2 separate regions of the Mus musculus genome follow, and region 2 is linked to region 1. The links are chromatin loops, found by intact Hi-C in ENCODE. Cell type or tissue: left cerebral cortex. All regions are shown on one strand.

Evidence for each region. Hi-C counts contacts between places; a loop is a spot of excess contacts. Peaks named below come from ENCODE experiments on the same cell type or tissue, not always from the same donor. Only the 100,000 strongest peaks of a DNase experiment are listed, where the experiment ranks them.
Region 2: a loop joins it to region 1, with 2.1 times the contacts of the local background. A loop is called at or near these places in 2 of 42 quality-filtered maps.

The regions. Positions count from the first base shown.
Region 1 is chr13:100,711,678-100,719,677 of GRCm38, reverse strand. Cdk7 (cyclin-dependent kinase 7) reads left to right here. Exons shown (of 12, transcript NM_009874.3): 5 at 308-376; 6 at 1,996-2,106; 7 at 3,059-3,177. Among named protein-coding and RNA genes, the nearest start is that of Cdk7, 15 kb to the left of the region's middle. In left cerebral cortex, no CTCF peak of the experiment used is centred here; no DNase peak of the experiment used is centred here.
Region 2 is chr13:100,825,185-100,833,184 of GRCm38, reverse strand. It overlaps Slc30a5 (solute carrier family 30 (zinc transporter), member 5), which reads left to right. Exons shown (of 16, transcript NM_022885.2): 1 at 1-84; 2 at 4,163-4,285; 3 at 6,667-6,733. The coding sequence starts at 8. Among named protein-coding and RNA genes, the nearest start is that of Slc30a5, 4.2 kb to the left of the region's middle. In left cerebral cortex, no CTCF peak of the experiment used is centred here; DNase peaks (open chromatin) are centred at 192, 757 and 4,743; H3K4me3 peaks cover 1,693 bases; H3K27ac peaks cover 619 bases.

The DNA.
Region 1 (8,000 bases):
TATTATTTATTTATAACCACATGAGAGGTGGAGGCAGAGGCAGGAGGAGTAAGTTAAAGGCCAGCCTGGACTTCATAGCAAGTTTTAGGTTGACGTGACATAACGTGCGTGATCTCAAAAATCCAAGCACTGGTGGATGTATCTTAGTGGTAGAACACTTGCCTAGCATGCTGAAGGCCCTGGATTTACCAGTAGCATGTGTGGGAAAAGAAAACATAATTTTTAAAAATTATTCACCAACAATAAATTCCAATATTATTAAATAAAAAATAACAATTTAACTTGATTTTTTTTTCCCCCTTTGCAGCTCCTTGATGCATTTGGACATAAGTCTAACATTAGCCTTGTCTTTGATTTTATGGAAACTGACCTCGAGGTAAGATAGGATTCCTGGAGACTTATTCTTCTCTAGGTGAAAGAGAAACCCGCATGTTTATTCTGCTTTAAGAAAATACTGATGCACAAAAAAAATTGCTTAATTCTGCAGAAGTCAAAAGATCTCTAATTTCTTTATATTTAATTGTACTTCTAGTATTATGTACAGAGATTAAGATTTTATTGGCATTTTACCAAGTTCTCTTTTACTTACTGACTTTTTTTTTTGCACATTAGACTTGACAATTTTACATTTATCCTCATATTATCAAAGGTTAATGTCTTCTTTTAGAAAATCAAGTTTCTTTATAAAAGTTGCAGGCTTTTTATTAATTAAATCTCCAAAACACTAATAGTCCAAGGATTTAAAACTAAAATTCTTATACATTGCTGGTTTGAGTCCAAATTCTATAGTCCCTCTAGAAAGCAGTACAGTTTGTTAAAAATTAAAGACATATTTACTCTCAGATCAAAGGTAAAGGGAATTTTATGACAGCATCAAGCAAAGGAATGCACTAGATATAGACCAGTAACAATGTTACTGGTCCCCGCATCAGTAGCTCTAATTCACCAGTACTATAGTGTGTGTAATAACACCAGTAATACTACAGTCATTAGTAACAGTTATGTGCTCTAGCAACCACTGTATGTTACATATCCAAGAGAAAACACTTGGTGTATGGGTGTTCACTAAAACTAGAAACAGCTAAAATGTGTTTTATCTAGAGGATGTATATAGTCACTTACACAAGAAAGTGCTACCCAGGAATAAAAAGGAACCAATAAGTCTAATAACAAACTGACTGGCAGAGCTTCCAGGTCATCTCATCGGATTCAGTCCTCTTTCCCTCTGTTGCCTTCCGTCATGGCCTACATTTTCACTCTTTCCCAGGCCATTTCAAGACATAATTACCCCTGTAAGGAAATGCTTGGTCTCCTTTAATTCTACCACAATTGCTTGGAACTCACTCTGTAGACCAGACTGGCCTTGAACTCAGAAATCTGCGTGTCTCTGCCTCCCACCCCGCCCGGCTGTGTGTCTGTTCTTAAGCAGCCTCTCTCCTGCCAAGAGGTTATACTGTGGGGCTGAGGTAGAGCTCAGGCCAGTCTTCCTTACCATGTGAGCCGGGCTGGGATGAAGTAGTTCCCAAGGCGTGCACTTGCTAGGAGGAGCAAGGAAACCCACAGATACTTGATACTTCTAAGCCAGAGTTGTAGGGTGCACAGCATTGCTTACCACCCAAACTAATGATATTCTTTTTTTAACCACTTAATTCTGGAAATTCATACAACACCTTTTTTTTTTTTTTTTTTTTTTTTTTTTTTTGGGGGGGGTTTTTCAAGACAGGGTTTCTCTGTGTAGCCTTCGCTGTCCTGGAACTCACTCTGTAGACCAGGCTGGCATTGAACTCAGAGATCCACCTGCCTCTGCCTCCCAAGTGCTGGGATTAAAGGCATGCGCCACCACGCCCAACTCATACAACACTTTTTAAAGGAGAGTTGGATATTATACCATAGAAATTCTTGACATGAATATATTAATTTTAAATCAGTAAGTTCTTTGCTAGAGCTCATTTGGAATAATGAAACATAGCTGCATATTGCCTGTCTATTTTATAGGTTATTATAAAGGATAACAGCCTTGTGCTGACACCATCCCACATTAAAGCCTACATGTTGATGACTCTTCAGGGCTTAGAATATTTACATCAGCATTGGATTCTACACAGGGTAAGATTCTAAGGAATGATCCATCTATCTGTGAGAGTCTTGCTTTGTATTCCAGGAAGGCCAGGAATTTGCCTTGCGGCCCAGTTGGCTTCAAATTCATGGTTTTCTGCTTTAACTCCTGAAGGCCAGAAAGTTGTGGGCATTTTTACCACATCTGACTTTTAATGTTGCTGCTTAAGTTTGATTAAACTTTTTGTCAGTGGTCAGTTGGAGTTTTGTTTTACGTATTTTAAGTGCATGTGTCTGTTAGTGTGAGTCCAGGTGCATGACTAGTTGGGTGTGTGCCACAGTACATTGTGGCAGTCAGATGAAAACTCCCAGGAGTCACTTCTCTTCTGCCACTTTGAGGGGTTTATGAATCAAATTAAGGTCATTACATTTACTGCAAATGGCTCTAACTGATGAGCCACCTTGCCAGTCCGACGGTGGTTTTGTTTTGACTATAGCACCTCCCCTGTAACCTAGGCTGGCTCTGTGCTTATGAGACTACTGGTGCATGCCGTCATCCATTTTGATCTCTCATTGTCTAAGGTCCCCTACTACCCTTTGGTTTTTAAGACAGAACTCAATCTGTAGACCAGGCTGGCTCTGCCTCCCAAGTGCTGGGATTAAAGGCGTGCATTACACCCAGCTTTGTTCTCTGAGTTTTAAAGTTAACTGGTGCTGGGCCATAGCTCAGTTGGTAAAGTGGATGCCCAACGTATATGAAGCCCTGGGGTTCAGTCCTCAACCCCACATTTGGTAAACCCTTAGTCCCAGCACTCTAGCGTAGAGGCAGAAGCATCAGAAGGTCAAGGTCATCTTTTTGATGACAGTGAGTTCAAAGCCAGACTGGGCTACGCTGTCTTGATTACCTAACTAAGTAAGTAAAGCAACCTAACTAAGTGTATCCATGTGTTGTTTTCCTCTAATCCTGCTTCATTTTGTTTGTATTGATAACTGCTCGATACAGGATCTGAAACCAAACAACTTGTTGTTAGATGAGAATGGAGTTCTGAAACTGGCAGATTTTGGCCTGGCCAAATCATTTGGGAGCCCCAATAGGGCTTACACACATCAAGTTGTGACCAGGTAAGAACACAGAATTGAGCAGTCTTCTCTGAAATAACTTTTCAGAACTTAGGAGTGAGTCACACTTGCTATGTTCTCAGAATACAGTCCTTTTTATATTATGTCTACTTTATCACAGTAAAAAACACATAGCTCTTTCTGACAGAATCTAACTCAGTCCTTCAACTGGATATTTTTGCTAAGCTAAGTATTGAGTGTCCCAGTAACTTTTTTTTTTTTTAATTCAAAAAATTATTGTAAACTGGGCATGGTTTTGAGCTCATTTAATCCCAGCACTTGGGAGGCAGAGACAAGGTGGATCTCTTTTGATGTCAGTCTGGTCCACAGCATGAGTTCCAGGACAGCCAAGGCTGTTATGCAGTAAAACACTTGTCTTGAAAAACCAATGCATATAGGTAGCCTGGGTAGCTAACCTCAGGATATAACATGGTGTCTTGGACTTGCTAGGCAAATGTTTTATTTCTTTTGTGTATATGGGAGTGAGGGCACTTGTGTGTATAGAGGCCAAAGGACAGCTTTAAGTGTGGTTTGGTTCCTTGAGAGCTGTCTACACTCTGAGTGTTTGTGCGAATGTGTGCACGCATGTGCCTGGGTGGGGGGAGCTGTTGTTCAAGTATATGGGTGCTTATGTTTGGTGACTGAAGTTGAAATCAAGTGTGTTCAGTCTCTCTCCATTTTACATAGATTCAGTCAGTTTAACTACCTGGCTTGTTGTGGGCAGCCCTATCTCCCTGAGCACAGGAGAACTACCAAGATAGCCCGGCATTGATGTGAGTGCTGGGAATCCAGAATCCTGTTCCGAGGCTTATACAGCAAGCACTTTACCCACTGAGCCCAGCCCTCCACCGTGGTTTTTGAGATAGTATCTCATTGGGATCTGGAGCTAGGTGATAGGCGCGGCTTGCTGGCCAGAGAATCAGGATCCTCCTCCTCCGCTTCTCCAGCCTTGGGAGCTGGGATTAACCTCAGGCCTGCATGCTTGATGGGGATGTGTGGTGGAATCTAACTGAGCCATCTGCTCCCTCAAAAGTACTCACACACAGTTTAGCTTCATACACAGTAAATTTTGAGAATAAGTAATTTATTTTGCCTTTACATTTTAGTTAAGATAAGCTACAACTTCTATTTCAACTTTATTTATTGGCCTTGTTTATTACATTTATCAATACTGATCTTATAGCATGTATGGATATAAATTCTCTATTCAAAGCATTAATATTTGCATTTTATGTTATAAAATGTTGTGGGTGGTGTTCATAGTTTTGATGTGTCAAAACAGGAAATAAAAAAATAATCCCATACTAAAAACCCCCACAGATTTTATAATTGTCATGGTGGCTTTGTTTTCTTTTCTTCCTTTTGAAATGGGGTCTCATATAACCTAGGCTGGCCTCAGACTCTGGTCTGTCTCAGACTCTATCAAAGGACGAGTTTGAACTCCCCATCCACTTCTCCTCCATATTGGATTGACAGATGTGTCAACAAGTCTGATTTGCATTTGCTGGTTTTGTTTGTTTGCTTGTTTTTTTGAGACAGGGTTTCTCTGTGTAGCTCTGGCTGTCCTGGAACTCACCCGTAGACCAGGCTGGCCTCTGCCTCTCAGGTACTGGAACTAAAGTTGTGCACCACCACACCTGACCTGCATTTGTTAATTCCTAAGATTTTTTAAGGATCTGAGAAAAATTACAGATTCTCCTATACATTATTTTGCCATCTTCTTCCAAATAAATATTATGAGTATCAGTTGCCTGAGCCCTGGGTAAGAAGAGAGGATGTGAGCTCTCGGAAGATTTTGACAGTGGGTTACCAGAGTGGACATCATTGATGAAGCTGACAAAAATAGAGTGTTAAGAATAAAATCCTAGATTTTAAAGGTCATGGGGCTCTTTTTGGTCGTATCTCCTTGGCAATTGACTGTGTCAAGATGAAGCCAAACACCTCTTTCCTAGCCTCTTGTCGTCAGAGACTTGTTGAAGTGGATGATGGAGAACCTCATACTTGCTGTGAGATGCCCATGACCACAGATGTGACTGTTGATGTTCTGAGTGAAGAGTGGAAGGAAGGGTCATGAGGTCCGAATCAGTGATGGCAACAACAGACAGGGTTCTTCCATGAAGCAAGGTGTCTTGACCCATGGCAGAGTGTTTCTGCTGTTGAATAAGGGGTGTTTTTTAAAAAAATTTTTTATTAGATATTTTCTTCATTTACATTTCAAATGCTTTCCTGAAAGTCCCCTATACCCACCCCCGCCACCGCCCTGCTCCCTTACCCGCTCACTCCCACTTCTTGGCCCTGGCATTCCCCTGTACTGGGGCATATAAAGTTTGCAAGACCAAGGGGCCTCTCTTCCCAATGATGGCTGACTAGGCCATATTCTGCTACATATGCAGCTAGAGACACAAGCTCTGGGGCTACTGGTTAGTTCATATTGTTCCACCTATAGGGTTGCAGACCCCTTCAGCGCCTTGGGTACTTTCTCTAGCTCCTCCATTGGGGGCCCTGTGTTCCATCCAATAGATGACTGTGAGCATCCACTTCTGTATTTGCCAGGCACTGGCCTAGCCTCATAAGAGACAGCTATATCTGGGTTTAAGGGGTGTTGTTACAGACCAAGGAGAACTGGAGAAAGGAAGGGCAAGTCTTTTTATGGTTGCATTGTAGATACCAATCTGAATGTTCTCAACTTAGTTACTGTATTAAAAAAAAAGTGGGGGTGGAGTGAGCAGGATATTCCTGGACTTGAGAGATACTCCTGGGCCTCTGAGCTTGCAGCCCACAAGAGAATCTAAAAACTTTCAGTCTCCAAAGATGTCTGCCAGTATATGGCTTGAAAGCTCTTAAACAAAGAAGGTAAAATGCCCAGGACCAACCAGGGTACCTGAGATGCAGTGCCTTGATACTCCATGTGTCCTACAACACACACACCAGTGTGTTGCTCTGGCACAGCAGCACACCAAGAGGAGCAGGAGGAAGCTGCAGAGGAAGCTAAACTTCTGGTCAAGAGAATGAAGGAAGTCAAAGATGCCGGGAACAGATTGCCAAGAGACATAGACTCTCCTCCCTGAGAGGGCCTGCTTCTAAGTCTCAGCTCACCCAACAATCTCTAATTCTACCAGATAAATGATCAGACCCTGGAAAACAAAAGTAGAGGAGAAGTTTAAACAAAAGTTTAGGGGCCAGATGCAGTGTCAAACCTGAAATACTCAGCACTGGGAATGCAGAGGCAGGAGGATCAAGAATTCAAGACGGGGCTGGAGAGATGGCTCAGTGGTTAAGAGCACCGACTGTTCTTCTGAAGTTCCGGAGTTCAAATCCCAGCAACCACATGGTGGCTCACAACTATCCATAATGAAATCTGATGCCCTCTTCTGGAGTGTCTGAAGACAGCTACAGTGTATTTACATATAATAAATAAATAAAATCTTTAACAAAAAAAAAAATTCCAGACAGGCCTTAATTATAGTGATCTCCGGACCAACTATGCAAGACCCTGTTTCAAAAAAATATAAAAATAAATGTAGGCTAATAAAAAATTGAAAAAAAAACAAAAAAATGTAGGGAAGAATAAGAGAGAAAGAATTGGACATAAGTGGCTTTTAGAGAAATAATGGGAAATATAGTAAGAAATAGCATGTTAATGGGAAGTCAAGTAGAGAGCAAAGAGTTTATGACAGAAAAGTGGAGAGAATTTCAGCAATCATGTTCTTGAGGACTGGAAAGGCAGGGGCTGTGGGACTCATGGTGAGTAGTGGGATCTAAGAAATGCAAGGATACTTAATCTTTCAAAAATTAGCCTTCCTGGGCATGTTGGCCCACATCTTTAATTCCAGCACTTGGGAGGCAGAAGCAGGCAGATCTTTATGAGTTCAGAACTGCAGAGTGAGTTCCGGGAAAGCCAGGACTACACAGAGAAAACCTGTAAAAGTACCCTTTATTCACCTGATGTAATTGCCATCTCTGCAGGCTTACTGCCTCCATCTGTTAGCCTAGTCCTGGAAGCTTCTAGCCGAGGACAATCTTATCTAGGTCTAGAATATTCTCAGCCTCTAAGACTTGCTGCCAAAAAAGCTCTCCCCTCAGCCCCTTTTCTAGTTCTTTTCTTACCTCTGACTGGCTGCTTCACGCAGCTGTTCTGCTTCAAACTCCTCTTCAAGCTGACTGATCCAATCTGGCTTCTGTCTTGGTCTCTGGCTGGATTGCTCTGCTTGGCCTCGTACTAACTCTGGCAATATAGTCTAATCTTCTGTCTCCTTCTCCTTCTCTGGCTTGTTCTGTCTTCACCTGTCTAGCTTGTTCTCTCTGCAACTTGTCTCTACCACTGTCCCAGTAAAAACTGCCTCTTCTCCTATCTTCCTCCCCCTGCCTCTCTCTCCACTGCGCGCACTCTCTCTCTCTCTCCCTCTCCCTCTCTCTCTCTCTTTTTGAGACTGTTTCTCTGTATAGCCCTGGCTGTCCTAGAACTCTGTAGACCAGGCTGGCCTCGAACTCAGAAATTCGCCTGCCTCTGCCTCCTGAGTGCTGGGATTAAGGGCGCAGTGGCACACGTGGTGTGCTACCACGCCCAACTCTCCACTACTCTCTCAAGTAACATCCTTTTCCTCCCTTCTTGTAAGAGTTGGGCATATCCTATTCTGTCAAATCTTTCTTTGATTCATTTCTTTGTCTGCCTTTCAGTTAGTACCTTCCAAATGTGGGTGCTCCCGTTTACCAAATGACTTTACCTTCATTGTTTGGGACTAAAGGTGTGTACTAAGGCTGAGCCACACCATAACTAGTAACAGTTTTTCCTAGTAAACAGCATAATCTTGGAGTTTACAGTGTGA
Region 2 (8,000 bases), 110 kb before region 1:
AGCCTGCATGGAGGAGAAGTACGGCGGGGACGCGCGGCCCGGGCCCGGCGGTGGCCTCGGGCCGGTGGACGTGCCCAGCGCCCGGTAAGGTGGGATTCCACGGCCGCCGGCGGTGCGGACAAGCTTCCCGCCTTGCTCGGACCCCGCGGGCTACCTCTGCGGTCCGTGGCTTGAGATCGGCGAGCGGGCGGGAGTCTGGGCTCGGGACGCACTGCCTGCCAGGTTCCAGTCCCTAGAGAGAGAGGATCTGAATGTCCCTCCCTGCCACTTAAGTAACGCAGGGCTCCGTAGCCTGTCCCACGGCTCGCCCAGAGGATATGCGCAAGGTGTCACCGTCTCAGGCGAAGAAACCAAAGTACAAGCCGATGAACTTGGGTATACAGCACAGCAAAAATGCAACCCTGTCATCGAGTTTTCGTTGCCGTGGTTTTGTGGGGAGAGGTGGGGGCTTATTCTAATAGTACGAAATGTACGTTCCCCCTCTCCCCCAAAACTCATGCCGTACGGGGATTCGTAGCGTGGAAATTCTTTACTTTTCCTCCAGCCTAAATTATTTTCCTTTTCCTAAAGCCTCTAGCCAGTTGTGCCCTTAGGTCCTGTCCTAAGTTCTGAGGTGGTGTTAAATAAAGCCCAACAATTTCGTTCAAACTGGTTAGCAGTATGTACGATGAGATTTCGTGATTGTTTTTGAAAAGGTTCTTAGACCGTGGTTACAGCGATACCAGCTAACTTTTGTCTGGGGGGGTGGGGGTGGAACCCATATGCCGAGTAGAATTTAAACCAACTGCGGGATTTGCAGAATGCATTTGGTTTTCTGTCTATTTTCAGCAATTCATTTATAGCATGTCACGTGTCAACCAGTGACCATAAAACAGCTAGATGCAGAAGGGGCTAGTGCTATGGTTTGGTAATAAAGGGAAGTAATAGAAGGGACAAGACTAGGTCAGGTCACAAAATTGGACTATGGAGACAGATTAAAGTATCAGATCTTTGTTAAATTTCCTGTTGATAACTCCAGATTTCATAGCAGAGTTGCCATATTTTTAGGAAATACAAGGGTAAAATGTGATATACTTCATTTACTCTCAAACAGTTCAAGGATGGGGGGGGGGGGAGAGTGAGAGTATAAATAGTTTAAACGTGGTAAACATCCTTTGCCAACTTACCTGTATTATTTGCTTGGCAGAGTTGCCCTTCTATCGTAGGTTATTACAGAATTCAAATTTTGACTCAGAGCTGGCTGAATTTCAAGGGATTTCAGGTTTCCAGAGTTTTCTGTATGCTCGAGCACTGGATCTTAACTGCAACATTCGAAATGATCAGATCCTTCCAGTGTGGTTATTTTTATGCCTGAGTGCACAAATTCCAGTGGTCAGGGCTGCCAGCATTTGCTGAGTACCTCCTATGCCCCAAAGACTCTTAGTGTATAGATCCCTTTAGTCTTTCCAAGAACACTACAAGCTAAGTAGTAGTATCCTTGTTTGATAGGGCAGGAAACTGAGTTGCCTAAGGTCACACAACTAATGAATGACCTGGCAGTCTGAGTTGTTTCAGAATCTGTGTATTTACTATGCATGCCTTCTGTTTACACCTATGAATGCTTGAATTCATTGAATTGAACTAGTATTATTATTATTATACATCAAAATTATTTTTGAGACAAGATATTATACCATGGTGTCCACAACTGGCCACCTCCTTCCTTAGCTTTGCAAGTGCTAACATAGGCCGCTGTACCTGGTCAGCAGCTTTGCTGTATATGTGTGTGAATTATGTGCTGGTATGGCCTGTTCCTTGAGGCAGAGGCCCTCTCTGGGCCTGGATGCGGCCTAGCAGCCTCAGGCTTCCCTCTGCCTCTGTAGTGCAGTGACTGACACCCTGGCCTTACGTGAGTGCCAGGGGCTCACGCTCACACACGCAGCAAGTGCTTATGTGTGTACATTGTTTGGGCATATTCTCCCTCGTACCTGCCCCCATGCCCTCCTCCTCTCTTGATATCTAGAGACTGTGAGTGGCAGCAGTGGACACATTTCAAGAAGGAACTATAAACTCATATCCAAAATTTAATAATTGCGAGTTTAGAGACCTGAAGAAATTTCTAACCAACCACATAGAAGACCAGTTATATTTTTATTTGGTCACTTAATAGCAAGCAGTGGTTCCTGAGTTGGGGAGCTGGGTTGAATGCCCCAGCTCTGCCCAGAGGCTCAGTAACCTGTATAAGAAAGTCTCCCATCCCTGTCTTCACCTACCAGTCATTTCCCCCCTTAATATGAACTGCGGTGTTTCTGTGTATGGTTACTTAGCCTTAACTAGTCTTGTCTAGATGTCCAGCAGGAAGTTGTAGTAACTAGAACTTTGACAATCAAAGACTGCAGACGCTTGAGGATGTGGTGGCACACAGCTAATCCCAGCACTTGGGAGGCAGAGGCAGGCGATCTCTGAGCTCCAGGCCAGAGCTACAAAAAGAAGCCCTGTCTTTAAAAAACAAAAACAAAACAACAACAACAAAAAAAAAAATCCAGGAACTAGCAAGACAGTTCAGCAGGTACAGGTCTTTACCGCCAAGACTGATGGCCTGAATTTGACCCCTTGGACCTGTATGGGAGGAGAGAGCCAACTCTGTGAGTTTCTGACTTCATATGCTCTTATGCGAGCACACATGCACACACACACAAATAATAGTAATAATAATAATATATGTAATAAAGGAATTTTTTAAATCAAAGAATACTATATTTAAAAGTTGAAGTAATTTTTCTAATTTGATAATTATAAGCAGAAAGCTCTTGAGTTATGTGCATGATTGTAAATGTGGAGAAAATATTTGTTGACAAACATAGGAAAAGGTTTGTAAATTGTTTACCTGTGAGGAGAGAGCTAGAAGTGATTTTTTTAAAACCTTTCCAATAATCAGCTACTCAGGAATTAACGTTATGACCTTTGGGGTGCTATGCACATATGTGTGTATGAAAATAAAGTTGGCTTATTAATACTAATATATCATGAGCATTTTACATGAATAGCTTCATATCTCTCATTCAAGACCTAGTTTTTTTATTTTTAATACGTTATATAGAAGTCTATATTCTTTGTAAAACAAGTATTTACATGCAGTTTGACTTTTCCTTGATTTTAATCATAAGCAATCTACTGCTAAATTAGGCTAAACTAAATTGGCTAAATTGAACTAAACTAAATGCAGTAGGATCTTCAAGGTCTCCTGCCCAATGCTCGTATTTTAGAGGTGTCTGTCAGCTTACTTGGGAAGCGTAGCCGGTCTGCTTGCCTGTTCTTTCCTGAAGACCTGGAACTCCTTGAGGACAGGGCCTTGCGTGTGTCTTGGTTATTACACAGAATCATGGAACTGGAGAGGCTTGGATAGATAGGGATTCTCCCGCATAAAAGAAACCGGATTGCCCACAGTGCCCCACCCCCACCCCACAGATGAATTCCTTATGGTTCTTCCCTGCTATTGTTTATTCTATATTAACTTTTATAGTTAGACTTATTAAATGGATACAGCATCTTTAGCTAAAAATTTTTAAATTACTTTTTAATGTATTTGGGGTTTGACTAAAAATATAAATAAAAATGTAAATTTTAGGTAAGTTAGATAAGATGGTCATGAGTTTGAGATTGGTCTGTACTACATAGTAAGATCCTATCTCAAAAAGGGGGATGGTAATAAAAGGTTTTCCTTTAAGGCAGAGATAAGGTAGACTAGCTCAAGGCACTCCTTTCCCTGTCAGGAGAAAGAGGTGAGGCTGTGCCTGAAGCTACCCAGGCCTGGGTTGAATATTCCATGCTCACTTAGTGCATGTTGGATGCTACAAAGGGCCATGAGACCAAGGGAAGTCTGGCAAAAAGAAAGCAAATCTTTCTGCTCAGCTTCCCAAGTAACTGGGATTACAGGCATATGCCACCAGGCCTACCTTAGACATTAATATACGTTGAAAATAAACCAGGAGTATAGGACCCAAAGTTTTAGCAGTAGTTAACATGTGGATGGTGGGTTGTTTGGAGAGGGTTTTTATTGTTTTCTATGTGTTCATGTGTATTTCTGTAGTTTTTATTATGGGTATTATGAGAGGAAAATAAGATTACAGTGATCCTAGTGATTTCAATTATATTAAAAATTGTTCCTGTTCTTATTTTTCAGATTAACAAGATACATTTTATTGCTGTGTTTAACCAAATGTTTGAAGGCTGTGGGACTTTTTGAATCATATGATCTCCTAAAAGCTGTTCACATTGTTCAATTTATTTTTATATTAAAACTTGGGTGAGTATGGAGAGGGCCTTAATGGTTTTTGTTTGTTTGTTTGTTTGTTTGTTTTGTTTTGTTTTTCGAGACAGGGTTTCTCTTTGTAGCCCTGGCTGTCCTGGAACTTACTCTGTAGACCAGGCTGGCCTCAAACTCAGAAATTCACCTGCCTCTCCCTCCCAAGTGCTGGGATTAAAGGTGTGCACCACCATGCCTGGCTCTTAATGTTTTTTATTTCTCTGAAAATCCTCTTTTGACTATTTTTAAGAAATCTTACTTATATGTTCTGTGAAGTTTATTTCTTCTGACAGCTAACTGAATTTTTTTTCTATAAATAGAAGCTTGTACAAGAGTAGAAGTATAGAGACCTGTAGAAAAAGTTATTTCAGCTGAGTGTAGTAGCCCATAATCCCAGCACGTGGGAACTTTAGTCATGAGGATCATGAATTAATTGGAGGCCAGCCCCAGTTACACAGTGAGGCTCTGTCCCAAAAATAAAGTAAAAGAAGTTAGTTGAATTCTAATGACTTGCCAAACAGGCTTTTAGTTCAGTTTGTATTGCTAAGATTCTTGCAAAGCTCTTTTAATGCCTTGCTTAATAGACTGTGTGGTTCCTATCTGTGCTAGCAATCAGTCTTTTGTAATGTCTTGTATCATTTAATTTCATAGAAGATGAGGGTTCCCTCACACTTCTGAGGACAGATGTAAAAAAAAAAATGGAGATGTTGTATTTTCATAAAAGTGATTTTGACAGGCTGGAGAGATGGCTCAGCAGTTAAGAGCACTGACTGCACTTGCAGGGGTCCCAGCCTCAGTTCCCAGTATCTATCTGTGTGGTTCATACCTGCCTATAATGCCAGCTCCAGAGTTGAAATTCTTCTGGCCTCTGTGGGCATGGATCCACATATGTAGACACACACATACACATAACTAAAAATAAAGTAAATCTTTAAAAAGTATATACTCCCTGTGGAGTCGTAGACTATCTTCTGATGTAGCTCAGTCATGAGGCAATTATTAAAATATTACCTAAGCTTGACTTAGTACAGACATTTCTTTCTTTCTTTCTTTCTTTCTTTCTTTCTTCCTTTCTTTTTTTTTTTTTTGGTTTTTCGAGACAGGGTTTCTCTGTGTATCCCTGGCTGTCCTGGGGTAGACCAGGCTGCCCTTGAACTCAGAAATCCACCTGCCTCTGCCTCCCAAGTGCTGGGATTAAAGGTGTGCACCACCCTCGGCTAGTACAAACATTTCTTGTTTCCAAGTTAGATCATGCTGGGCTGTGCCCCCTACATAACCTCGTCAGAGTACGGGGCCCTCATGTTCTGTAAACTGTACAGTTTGTGTGCCATTTTCTTCCTCAGTAGAGGCTTATAGTCCTTGAGATGAATAGTAACCCACTCTGTGCTAATACTCTTAAGGCTGTAGTTTGCCAGGTTAGGAAAGAGGTTCTTGATTAGAAAAGTTAAGCATTTGTATTTAACTGACAGTAAAAAGATGAAGGCCTGTTACTGTTTTATTGGCTCAAGATTTATTACTATCGAGCTTAAGAGAAGATGAATTATTTTCTTTGCTATTTTCAGGTATTAAAAGTATTGAAACTAATCATAGTGGCCCATGCCAGTAATCCCACCACTTAGGAGGCCGAGACTCATAAGTCCAGGATCAGTCATGAGATGCAATGTTCATACCCATTACTACTTTGTGGTTTATGAACTAGTTGTGAAGACAGTTATCAGGAAGTCCTGAGTTCTGCCATGAAAGCCTCGTCGCTAAGGACAGTCTCTGCTACAGTTCTTCTGTTGCTGTTTTATTTCCTGACGCAGGGTCTCTGTAGCTTTGGCTGACATGGAGCTTGCTCTGTAGACCAGGCTAGCCTCTAACTCACTGAGATCCACCTGCCTCTGCCTCAGGGATGCTACGATTAAAGGCATGTGCCACACTGACCAGCAATACTCTTGTGTTTTGAATTAGTGTTTTTGTATTATATAAAAAATTTTCTGCCCTTACAGAATCATAATGGTTTAATTATAGCAAGGATTTAATATTTTTCTGGTATCATTCTTCAACATTTTTGTATCAGATTAGTGTATCTAATGTGTGTAAACACATCCATCTCATTAGTGTAAAAATTTGCTTTTATCTTTAATAAATAGTAAAATCATTTACACCAAAGACTAAGATATATTTTAAAGATAAATTTGATTTGTCAGCAGTAAATGTTTGATCTGTACATATATTTTACGTATCTATATATCACAATAGCATAAAATACATCAGCTGGAAAGGGGCCACAGGTAGAGTTTGAAAAGCTCTGCTCTAAAGGACAGGGTGTTCTGGTGTATTTATTAAAACTGCACCTTGTAACTAATGTTAATATGTTACTCTCTTAATGTTTACAGGACTGCATTTTTTATGGTTTTGTTTCAAAAACCGTTTTCTTCTGGGAAACCTATTACAAAGCATCAGGTGAGATGTGGGCGAGTCACTTGCTCCTACAGCTTTCCTCTCAGTGGGCCAGAGTAAAGTGCCCTGTTTTGAAAACTTCTAGACTGTTTCCTGTTTTCTTTTGGGACTTTTGTTTTTTTGAGGCTTTGTTGTTGTTGTTTTGGTTGGTTGATTTGGTCTGGTCTGGTCTGGTTTGAGGCGGAACCTCCTGTAGCCCATTCTGGGCTGGACCTTGTTAGGCAGCCACAACTGGCCTTTCAGGCCTGATGACCCGGCCTCTGTGTCCCCAGTGCTGCTCTTGCAGGCTTACACTAGCGTTCCCGTGTACACAGTGCTGATGCGGGAACTCACGCGGGTGGGCAAGCCTTGCTTTCAGAGTTGAGGCTCACAAGTGAACTATAAATTTTCAATGTAAATAGAATATTTTCAAATGTAGAAAAGGGTGGCAAATTTTAAAGGGATGTATTTTATCTTTCTTGCCTCAGTTTTGCTCACTTGTAAAGTGGAGGTAATAATATTGTTCTCTATCTGTATTACATAGCTATATCATGTATCTGTGAGGAATAAATTAATTTATACATGTAAGGGTTTTTAATTATATCTCATGTGAGTATGCAGTACCCTTTAGGTGGCTTCATGCCAGAAAGGTTCCTCATTATTATCAGAGTGGCAAGTTAAGGACTTCTGTTTTCGACACCAAGAACATCTTTAAAATATAATTATCTTTCTAACTCCATTGAAGGTCTTTTTTCTCTATTTTCAAATGATTATAGCATAAAAATTGCTCATAGAAAACATGGTGGTATACACATGTACTCACATAGTGCGTCTAGTCAGAAACAGAAAGATCAATATGAGTTCTAGGCTGGCCTGAGCTCCATGGTGAAACCTGGCATCAAAAATAAAGTCCTCATGAACAAGATTTTTAAAAGACTAAATCATTAATTACGGCTAGAAAACTAGTGAAAAAAATGGAAAATTATACTGCATTGGAAAAAGATTTGAGCAAACAGCCAGGCATGGTGGTGTATGTCTTTAATTCCAGCACTCAGAAAGTAGAGACTGAGGGGTCTCTGAGTATACAAAGCTACATAGTCAGACTGTCTCAAAAAAACCTAGCAACAAATGATACATAGTGGAATGTGGTTAGGCAGATAGTCTTGGCGTTTCTATTTAATGTTAAATATGTGATTATTTAACCTTTAAAATGTTACATAGTTATCATATTTCCTTCTGGGCATTGTTTGGTTTCTTTTAAGACATGTCTTGATGTGTTAGGCCTGAGCAA